Regions from separate parts of the Homo sapiens genome. Here region 2 is linked to region 1. Evidence: read pairs that join two places in POLR2A ChIA-PET (ENCODE). Cell type or tissue: CD4-positive, alpha-beta T cell. All regions are shown on one strand. Each heading gives the region's core, and the rest is flanking DNA. Links, peaks and the distances in the headings are about the cores only. Region 1 overlaps ATM (ATM serine/threonine kinase). Region 2 overlaps DDX10 (DEAD-box helicase 10).

The links. ChIA-PET counts read pairs that join two places held together with the same protein. Peaks named below come from ENCODE experiments on the same cell type or tissue, not always from the same donor. Only the 100,000 strongest peaks of a DNase experiment are listed, where the experiment ranks them.
Region 2: POLR2A ChIA-PET joins it to region 1 with 5 read pairs; 2 of 35 experiments call an interaction of 5 or more read pairs at or near these places.

What each region holds. Positions count from the first base shown.
Region 1 is chr11:108,233,666-108,239,049 of GRCh38, forward strand. ATM (ATM serine/threonine kinase) reads left to right here. Exons shown (of 63, transcript NM_000051.4): 5 at 2,005-2,169. Among named protein-coding and RNA genes, the nearest start is that of ATM, 13 kb to the left of the region's middle. RefSeq lists silencers at 2,984-3,184, 3,504-3,704. In CD4-positive, alpha-beta T cell, for the core only: no CTCF peak of the experiment used is centred there; DNase peaks (open chromatin) are centred at 2,586, 3,126 and 3,656; H3K4me3 peaks cover 706 bases; H3K27ac peaks cover 4,609 bases.
Region 2 is chr11:108,851,713-108,857,096 of GRCh38, forward strand. It overlaps DDX10 (DEAD-box helicase 10), which reads left to right. Exons shown (of 18, transcript NM_004398.4): 16 at 441-497. Among named protein-coding and RNA genes, the nearest start is that of DDX10, 190 kb to the left of the region's middle. In CD4-positive, alpha-beta T cell, for the core only: no CTCF peak of the experiment used is centred there; no DNase peak of the experiment used is centred there; H3K4me3 peaks cover 1,027 bases; H3K27ac peaks cover 1,395 bases.

The DNA.
Region 1 (5,384 bases), core at 321-5,320:
GGGAGACCCCATCTTTAAAAAAACTAAAAAAATTAGCTGAGTGTAGTGGTGCTTGCCTGTAGTCCTAGCTACCTGGGAGGCTGACATGGGTAGATCCCTTAAGTCCAGGAGGTCAAGGCTGCAGTGAGTCATAATGGGGCCACTGCACTCCAGCTTGGGTGACAGAGCGAGATATTCTGTCTCAAAAACAAGCAAAACTATGAAAAAAAAGTCAACATTTCTTGAAATACTTCTCATATTTGGTAGAGGAGGGAGATATATTGGGATAAAGGACATAGGAAGATAGGATTTTATTATAATATTAATTTCTGTAGTTATTCAACACAAATTAATTTTTATTGAGCATTTGCTATTAGGGCAGTCACTGGGCTTTTACGTCAGAATATAGAGATTAATTCCTTTCCTTAAGGATCTAATCATACAATGGATGTTTTAGATTAGAAAAATGTTACAAGGACTATAAGAGAAATGCACAGGGTACTAGAAAAAAGGATCACATGGTTGTGCATTTCATAACTGGACAATGCCTAAAATTATGAAGTGAGCCATAAGTGAAGATGATTTTGCAGTTATATCAGTGTATATTTGTTTACCATAGCCTGTGAATATAACTAGTTTCATCATAGGAAAACCCTAATCCAGAATATATTCATATTTACATGAGTTGTGTTCTGCTCATAGTTATGGCAATAAATATATTCAATTTTAAGATTGTCAGTATGGAAAAATGGCATTTCTGCTGTGACGTAAATATAATTTACTGAAAATGATAATTAAATTATTTTTAAATGTAATTTTGTTACCTTCAAGAATATGTGTGTAGTCATGCCAAGTTTTCAGAATCTCTAGTAAGTAAATAACATGCTGTTAAAAATGACACAGGTACAGGGGTCAAGCACAGTGGCTCATACCTATAGTCTCAGCACTTTGGGAGGCCAAGACAGGAGAATCCCTTGAGCTCAGGAGTTCAAGACCAGCCTGGGGAACATTGTGAGAGATTCTGTCTCTATGAAAAATTTAAAAAATTAGCTGGGCATGGTGGCACAACATCTATAGTCCCAGTTGCTCAGGAGGCTAAGGTGGGAGGATCCCTTGAGCCTGAGAGGTTGAGGCTGCTGTTGGGTGTGATCATGCCACTGCACACCAGCCTGGGTGATAGAGCGAGACCCTGTCTTAAAAAAAAAAATTACAACCTGAGGTGTTTGTATGCCATAAATGCTATTATAGGACTTAGAACTAATTTTGCTTTCCAAGGTAAATATTCTCCTTGTAATCTTATGTTATTCTAATAAATTCATTCTTCATAAAGAGTGCCAAAAAACTTGGGATCATTTTTGGTCTAACACCAGAAATTGTGAATTATTAAGGTTATAATTGTTTAAGAATGATTGCTTTTCGAGATGAGCAGATCACTTGAGGTCAGGAGTTCAAGACCAGCCTGGTCAACATGGTGAAACCCTGTCTCTACTAAAAGTAGAAAAATTAGCAGGGTGTGGTGGTGCACGCCTCTAGTCTCAGCTACTTGGAGGCTGAGGTGGGAGAATTACTTGAACCCAGGAGGTGGAGGCTGCAGTGTGCTGAGTTTGTGCCACTGCACTCCAGCCTGGGTGACAGACCAAGATTCCATCTCAAAAAAAAAAAAAAAAGAATGATTGTTTTTGCTATATATTCCTATAAAAGAGGCGTTGGCAAACTTACTGTGTAAAGAGGCCAGATAGTAAATGTTCTTGACTTTATAGGCCATGTGGTCACCTCTGTCTTAATTACAAAAGCAGCCATAAACAATAAGTAAATGAATGGTTGTGACTATGTTCCAATAAAATGTTATTTGCAAAGAAAAAAAAAATGAATTTTGCTTGGGGCCATAATTTGCCAATTTCTTCTCTACAAAAGAAGTTTAGTTAATAGTAATTTCCCAAATGGAATTATTTAAATAGTTGCCATTCCAAGTGTCTTATTTTTGTTCAAATTTATGTTTTTCTTTATTTGTTTATTTTGAAATAGGAGCACCTAGGCTAAAATGTCAAGAACTCTTAAATTATATCATGGATACAGTGAAAGATTCATCTAATGGTGCTATTTACGGAGCTGATTGTAGCAACATACTACTCAAAGACATTCTTTCTGTGAGAAAATACTGGTGTGAAATATCTCAGCAACAGTGGTTAGGTATGTTTTGAAGGTTGTTGTTTGTGAATTTTTCCTCATGAAATGAAACTTCACCAAAGAAAGCACTCTGTCTGTATCTGTCTATATCCCCCAAGTGACCTGACAGTTTAACAGTACTTTAGTAAAATTATATGGTTATCGAACTGACCCTTAATTTTTATTTATTATGTAGCTTTTGAATAAAGTCATGAATAATATATCAGGTGCCTGATATCAGAGCCGGAATTACAGTTGAAAAATACCATCTCCATCGTCAAGGAGTTGACAGTGGCAGAAGAAAACCCAAGTAAACCAGAGTTCATAATGTGCTGTGATACAGACATATTTGGGTTCAGTAGGTATACAAAACAATGACACCTAAACTCAACCATGATTTAAGTAGAAAGGGAGAAAACCAAGAGAGGGAAGTACCATAAAAGTGAAAGCAGGCAGGGTGCAGTGGCTCACGCCTGTAATCCTAGCACTTTGGGAGGCCAAGGCCGGTGGATTGCTTGAGCTCAGGAGTTCAAGACCAGCCTGGGCAACATGGTGAAACTCTGTCTTTAAAAAAATAGCGGAGGTAATGGCTCTTGCTTGTAGTCCCAGTTACTTGGGAGGCTGAGGCAGGAGGATCACCTGAGCCCTGGAGGTTAAGGCTGCAGTGAGCTGTGATCACACTGCACTCCGGCCTCCATGACAGAGTGAGACCCTGTTTCCATTTAAAAAAAAAAAAAAAAGTGAAAGCAAGAGAGTTGAAAGTTCAAAGGGGCGTGGCCAACATTTTAAGTGTTGTAGAAAGGATAAGACACAAAAGTATCCATTGGATGAGGCAGTTAGCACGCTACTTCTAAGGTAATGGAAATCAAATATATTAGAATAGAATGCATTAGAAGACAATGTACAGAACCCAGTGATTCATTAGATGTGTAGAGTGTGTGCTAGGGAGGAATCTGGTGTTGTTTCCTGTTTATAGCTGGGAGGTACTGAGAGACCACAAAGGAAGGAAGTTATGGTCAGAGATTGAAATACTTCAGTTTGTTGGTTTCAAAGATGGAGCATTTCTGGGTTTGAGAATAAGTGAAAGTAGGATTTGACATTAACAAGATGATTTTAAGTCAGGTGTCAAAGTCTTCTAATACACGAACTCTAAAAGTTTAGAAGCTTTTTTTTTTCATGGAAAGTATTTAAGCTAAATTTTGCTAGCTAAATTAAAAGACATTTGTCCATATTCTTTATTGCCATTTTATTATTTCAAAATGAGATACATGTGAACCACAAAACTACTACCTAATCAGTACCCTCACTCCTGCATTACACTCTACTGTTCCCCTGAGAATAAATGCCTTCTCAGCTAATTTCTTAGGAGTCATTTGTAGCCTTTACGTTACTCTGAACACAAGATAGGCTGTGTCTGTAACAGGGCCCTCAACAAGCCTAGAGACAGCCTTTGGGAATAGGCTGGTGATATCTAGGTTACCTAACCAGATCTTTCCCCAGTATGGCTGGTCATATTTAGGTCATTTTACATTATCACTTACAACCATGGCTGTCACTGAAACAAAGGCAGTCTTTCCCCTAGTCTGCTTACTATATTCTGTCATCTAGTTTGTTCTCTGAAACCCCCTTTTTATTTTTAAACTAACTACTCTTACTTCTTTTTTTTTCTTTTTTCTTTTTATTTAAGCTAACCTTTGCCACTTCTTCCCGGATGTTACTTCTTATAATTAGCTTTTTTGTCAAAGTATTTTTTTACTTAGCTTCCTTTTAAAACTTGCTTAGATGAGGACTCTGTGGAAGAAGCGAAGTCTGTGCTCAAAATATATATTTGGTACAGGTGGTGACTGAAGCCATGACTATGGATGAGATTTGTATATAGAGTTTAGTGTGAGATGAGAAGAATGGCCTAAGATTGAGTCAGCATTTGCATATAAATTTTGGAATCAGCTTACTGATTTCTACAAAAGATCTTGCTGGGATTTTGATACTAATTGCATTGAATCTGTTGCACAATTTGAGAAGAATAGAAATCTTAACAATGTGGAGTTTTCCAATCCATGAACACTGTATATCTCTCCATTTACTTAGGTTTTTTTTTTTTTTTTTTTTTTTTTGCTTCTTTGTTTGTTTTTTTGAGACAGAGTCTCCCTCTGTTGCCCAGGCTGGAGTGCAGTGGCACGATCTCACCTCACTGCAACCTCCACCTCCTAGGTTCAAGCGATTCTCCTGCCTCAGCCTCCTGAGTAGCTGGGATTACAGGCATGTGCCACCACACCCAGCTAATTTTTGTATTTTTAGTAGAGACAGGGTTTCCTCATGTTGGCCAGGCTGGTCTCGAATTCCTGACCTCAGGTGATCCACCTGCCTCAGCCTCCCAAAGTGCTGGGTTTATAGACTTGAGCCACCGCGTCTGGCCACTTGTCTTTTTTGATTTCTTTCATTAGTGTTTTATAATTGTCAGCATATAGATTTTTTGTTGTAAATTGACAATTTTTTTTCTTTAATTTTATATATTAAAAAAAATAGAGACAGGATCTCACTGTGTTGCCTAGGCTGGTCTCAAACTCCTGGGCTCAAGTGATACCCTTCCCTTGACCTCCCAAAGTGTTGGGATTATAGGCATGAGCCAACATGCCCAGCTGCAAATTGACATTTATTTATAATTGTATAAACATAAAGATTTTGTATATGTTTTGTTAGATTTATACTGCAGTAGTTTGTAATTGCATTGTTTTTAACATTTTGATTTTCAAATTGTTCAATGCACAAAAATTATACAGAAGTCCAGTTAATTTTTGTATAGTGACCTTGTATTTTGGGACCTTGCTAAAATCACTTACTAAATCTAGTAGCTTTCTTTGAATGTTCTTTTGGATTTTCTTTGTAGACAAACATGTCTTCTGTAAGCAGTAATTTTTTTTTCTTTCTTTCTGAGCCATGTGGCTTTTATTTTATTTTTGTGCTTTATTACATTGGCTAGGACCTCCAGTGTGATTTATTGTGGTAAAATATATATAACATTTATAATTTTAACTTTTTTAAGTGTACAGTTGTGTAGTATTAAGTGCATTCATATTGTTGTGTAATCATCTCCACCATCCATCTCCAGAACTTTTTTTTCTATACTCAGTAAACAATGATTTACCATTTTCCCCTCCCCTATCCCCTGGCAGCTACCATTCTACTTTCTCTCTCTATGAATTTGGCTATTTGGGGTACTTCATTTTTATGGATTGAAT
Region 2 (5,384 bases), core at 213-5,212, 620 kb after region 1:
GAGATCAGTCATTTTCTAAAGAAGCTCTTTGATAATAAGCAAGCCAAAAGCTTTCTGAGTTTTTCTTTTTTCTCCTTTCCATTTCCTTCCATTGAACTTGTTTCTAGAAATTCCAAGTAATCTCTAGAATGTGTCTCTTGTATAATTGTACATTATGTTTTACCTGTCCTGTTAGTGTGTGTTTTATTTGAAAGTCAGTACTAACCATTGCATAGCCAGAGTAAGTGATATAGAACTGGGATTTGATTCCAGATCTGTCTGACACATTCTTAATGATTCATGAATACTTGTGCCAATCCCATAGTAGTAGTCAGTAAATATTTGTTGAAAAATGAATGTCATATATTAGTTAGCTTTAGGAAATAAAACTGTAATGAATGTGTAGTCTGTTTTATACCTAATTATATGCTGCTAATTTTTCTCCTCTTCCTTGTCTCCAGGAGAAAAGACTGAAAGAAAGGGAAGCCAGAAGAGAAGCCAACAAGAGACAAGCAAAGGTAAGGGTTTATATACATTTATTTTTCCAAGCTCTATTAAGGTAGAATGGACAAAAGCATTTTATATTTTGGCAAGAACAATGCTTATAATGTTAAAATGGAATTTAAATCCTCTTCTTTTCAACATGGATTTTATATATTATTTGTATATCATGATATTCCAATTGGATTCAAGCCCATGTGGCCTTCTATTCACTTTCTTGTATTCCTCTGGTGCAGGACGAAAAATCCCTAAGATAATTTGTTACTGGGCTTGGCCCCATTTACTCCACCACTTTTTTCCATATATTTTGCATCTATTAAATACAAAAGGCAGTTGACTCTGTGGGCCAGGCCTGATAGGATTTTCATCTGTATCATCTTCAGGTAGACAGCCTGTGTGAACCCAACCTCATAACAGGTAACTCTGAAAGCATCAGTTCAGCTCTTAGAATCTAGGAGAAAAGCATTCTGTATCTCCCACTTTTACTATATTCTGTAACAGATACTTTTCAGCAAATACATATGTACAGTTTTCCTCAAGTATGTATGTACAATTATAAACACTGTCCATGTGCAGCCATGATTTTTATCTAATGTGTTTGTCACTGAGAAGTGTTCAGCTTCTGCATTCTGAGAACATTTAGTAGAAATGATTTCCTAGAACTAGGGCCCAATAACATATGTCATTTCTCATGCTGTATCTCATTGTGCTGTTTCTGACTAGCCATGATTTCTTCTTGGCAGTTAGCAAAGCTCCAACTCCCTTGAGGAAGCCTATAATATTCTTCGTCATTTTTTTTCCATGCTGGCCATAGCACTTAAGAGAGCAAGTCAGAGATGATAACTCATGCTATAGTTCTGAAGTGGGAAGCAATTATTTAATACTGAATATAAGCAGAAAAGACTGCTTATATTAAATATAAGCAGTATTAAATATCACTCTGTCTTCAAAGGTGCCCAAAAACGAGAGCTCCAGTGTGTGCAGCCTGACTGCTAAATAAGGTGGAGGCTTCTGCATATGCTTTAACGTGCAGGCGTGAAACACCATGGCAGAACCACCACTAGATCTCAGAGGCTGTAGTGGGAAAGATTTAAATTTAACAAGAAAATCTTAAATCTAATAAAAGCATTTGATATTTATGAATATTGCATGTTCAGCATAAAATAAGCCCATTTTATTTCACTAAGAAGCTCTCATTTCTGCATATATAAATGTAAAATGAAAGATATAATCTAGAGCCAAAGAAAGCCCTGTTACTGTATTTCCTTTGTGTTTATTCATGCATATTTGTATATATATTACTAAATATGGTTTATTTTTTATACTTATTGATGGTGTATGCTCGATTTTTTTTTTTCATAATGGTTTAAGCTGTAAGAAGTTGCTATCACCCTTGAGCTATCCTCCTGGAAACCTCTTCTTTTATTCCCCCATAAATTGGTGTGTATATTTGGTTTTAATACTGTGTCTGCTGGGGAAATGAAAAAATGATAAAGTTGTCACAATCAGGCATTTTCACTGGGGGTTGATCTCTGAAGTGAACTCCTTATGCCAAACTCTTCCTTCCATTTCCCACTCCCCTTCTGTGTTTGTCCTGTGTGTTTGTTTCCTGACATCTAAAAAAGGAGGAAGATTTTTCTTGTCAAGGGAAGGTCTCATTTCTATGTAACCACTAAGCATCGGACTAAGAACAGAAAGAAGAGCTGACATGGCTTTGCAGCTCAGCCAGGAGCTTTAAATAGACAGAGGCTGTGTTTTATTATTGCTCTGAATAGTTTAGCTACCTCCATTTCACAGCCCTTTTCTGAGTGCTCAGAGATGGTAGCCCTTTTGTAAGAGTGATATTACCAGAGGGATCAGTGGCTGGTCTGCAGCCAGGACTCAAACATTCCTCAAGACACTGAGGACTGCCTGCAGTGACAGGTTCAGGCTGACTGACAGAGCCCAAGGAATGAGCTCAAACCAACCTTTTGCACCCAACTTCCTTTCAAATGAAAGTGACAGGGGTTGAAGGCTCTCATGGCTTTTGAGGTACCTTTTGGAAGCAGACCCAGAAGAGATTATTTGGAAACACTTGGTAAAGGGGTGATGGCACAAATTTCTGTGATATGTAAGGAGAAATATTATGTAAATTATCAGGTTTCTCTCAGTGCATGTGCTTTAAATGACAGATGTGACTTAGTTTTTGAGTAAACTTTGTCTTCTCGTTGATCCTCTTATGTAAACCTAATCATTGTGTTACTTAGGATATTGCCTTCTGAATCACTTTAGTCAGATTCCAGGTAGAGCTTCCCTTTGATCCCTGAACCTACAAGCTATCCAGAAGATATTTTAATGGTCAAAGAAGGTGGTACTTGCAGACTTAATTTACCAGGAAATGTAGTCATAGCTGTTTATAGCTATTTTAAGCAATCACTGCATAGAAACTGAAAGTGTAAGAAAGGGAGGACTCACGTAGCTGTCTTTCTACCTTGTTTTGTGTTTCATGCAGCAAACATCATTTTATTATACAAGGAAGGATATAAAGGACACAGTATTTTTTTTTTAATTTTGGGGAAAGTGCTTGAATGAAGTTTCATGGAATTATCTTTATTTCCCAGAAAAGAGAAAACTTAATGATAATGTGAATTTTCAATTTTAGAAATGAATCTTCTCTGGCATATTGAAAGTACTTCTAAGAAAAATTGCTTTAAAGTGTGAGTAGGATAAACTAAAGTTGGAATGGACCTCTCAGGAATCTGATATGACTTTTTGTTAAAAGATAGATCTAAGTTCTGCCTAGTTATATTATGTGCAGAATTGGGAATGGAAGATAAATACGAAGCTGAAACTGTTACGAAGGTTTGCTGGGTACCTAATAGTGGTTTGGGAAATATAGGTCTTTTGGGTATCAAAACTTTCTTTAGCAGAGAAGTACTTGAATTGCACAATAGAATTGTTTTTACTTTAGCTAACAAGATGTCGTATATTCTTATGACCTACAGATTTTAAACTAAGATCTAGAAAAATACTTGTAGCAATGATCAATAGACCACATTGCTTTTTGAGTTCAGGTAGGTTACATAATCCTGGAATACAGCTTTACCTCATTATCTAGCTAAATTTCCTTTTGCTTTGAGGGTCACAAGTGCTAGTAGGAATCCCTGGTCGCTGGAATGATTTTGTATAAATGTAAGGAAAAGGAACAACAGTGCTGAAACTTGAGGAAATAGATCCTCAGCAATATCTCACTACTGTGCTGCTTTTGAAAAGAAAGTGTGATTTTTATTTATTTATTTATTTTTTAAGATGGAGTCTCGCTCTGTCACCGAGGCTGGAGTGCAGTGACGCGATCTTGGCCCACTGCAACCTCCGCCTCCCAGGTTCAAGCGATTCTCCTGCCTCAGCCTCCCGAGTAGCTGGGACTACACGCATGTGCCACCACGCCCAGCTAATTTTTTGTATTTTTAGTAGAGACAGAGTTTCACTGCATTAGCCAGGATGGTCTTGATCTCCTGACCCCGTGATCCACCCTCCTCGGCCTCCCAAAGTGCTGGGATTATGGATGTGAGCCACTGCAACTGGCCAAAAGTATGATTTATTAAACAAAAGTCTGAGGCTGATGAAATTGAACACTGACTATGAAGGAACAAAGAGTAGGAAAGAGCTCAAACACTTAAAATAGTTAAAAGTTGCTTTGACTATATTAAAAATGATGATTATAGTTCGTATTTTTAAGGTGTGGGGAAAATATGTCATACATTTTGAGGTTGAAGTTTTATAGATGTACATTTTCACTTGTTTTTATTTTTTGGTTTGTACTGTGTTTTTATTTATACTTAACAAATAGTGGTTTTAGGTAATAGTTTCTTGAATACCTAAGGTAATCTCTGTACAACAGAAAAGTAGTGTTGAAGTTAGAGCTCTCAGAATAGGAGGTCTGAAGAAGTAGTAGTTAATTAATTTTAAAACTCTAGGCCGGGCATGGTGGCTCATGCGTGTAATCCCAGCACTTTGGGAGGCCGAGATGGGTGGATCACCTGCGGTGAGGGGTTCAAGACCAGCCTGGCCAACATGGCAAAACCCTGTCTCTACTAAAAATACAGAAATTAGCCAGGCATGGTGGTACCCGTCTATAATCCCAGCATACTCGGGAGGGTGAGGCAGAAGAATCACTTTAACCTGGGAGGTGGAGGCTGCAGTGAGCCGAGATTACGCCACTGCAGTCCAGCCTGGGTGACAGAGCGAGACTCTGTCTCAAACAAAACAAACAAACAAAAAAAACCACCAAAAAAAACAAAAAACAAAAAACAAAACAAAAAAAAAACCTTAAAAAACTAATGGACTTGAGAGATGCCCTGGACTGACTTTTTAATCTACTGGTCTTCAATGACTTTTTCTCTGACTCAACAGTAGTTTCATAAAGCAAAGCTAACTTTATTCATTTGATATTTTGTTCTTCCTACTTTTTTGGTGCTAAAATATCCTTTCATTTATGAAATAATACTGATAATTTTTTAAAAAGTCTTATTATTTGACAAAGTAAAAACCCATTTCACCACTTTAAAATCTTTTTTGAGCTTTTTCTGATCCATGAAATTGAAGAGCGAGTGTGGCAGCCACTGATCTACTCCAATGGTTTTCAGTATTATATTGAGTGACCTATGGACTCTCCTCTCCACCCCCCACCACCCCCGCGTGAGAATATTATTTGGGCAAGGCTCTAGGGTTCCATTTAGTCCTCATCCAGACCAGCTCAACTTTATTTTCCTCTTTACATTTTGAACTTCCAGGGAATATTTTATTTGAAATATTGTTTTCCTTAAATGTATACATACATAGCTACATAGCTAATACTTTTAAAGTACCCAAATAAGTTAGGGCTGAAAGCAAGTGAATGACTTGCCTAATGTCATAGCTTCTTT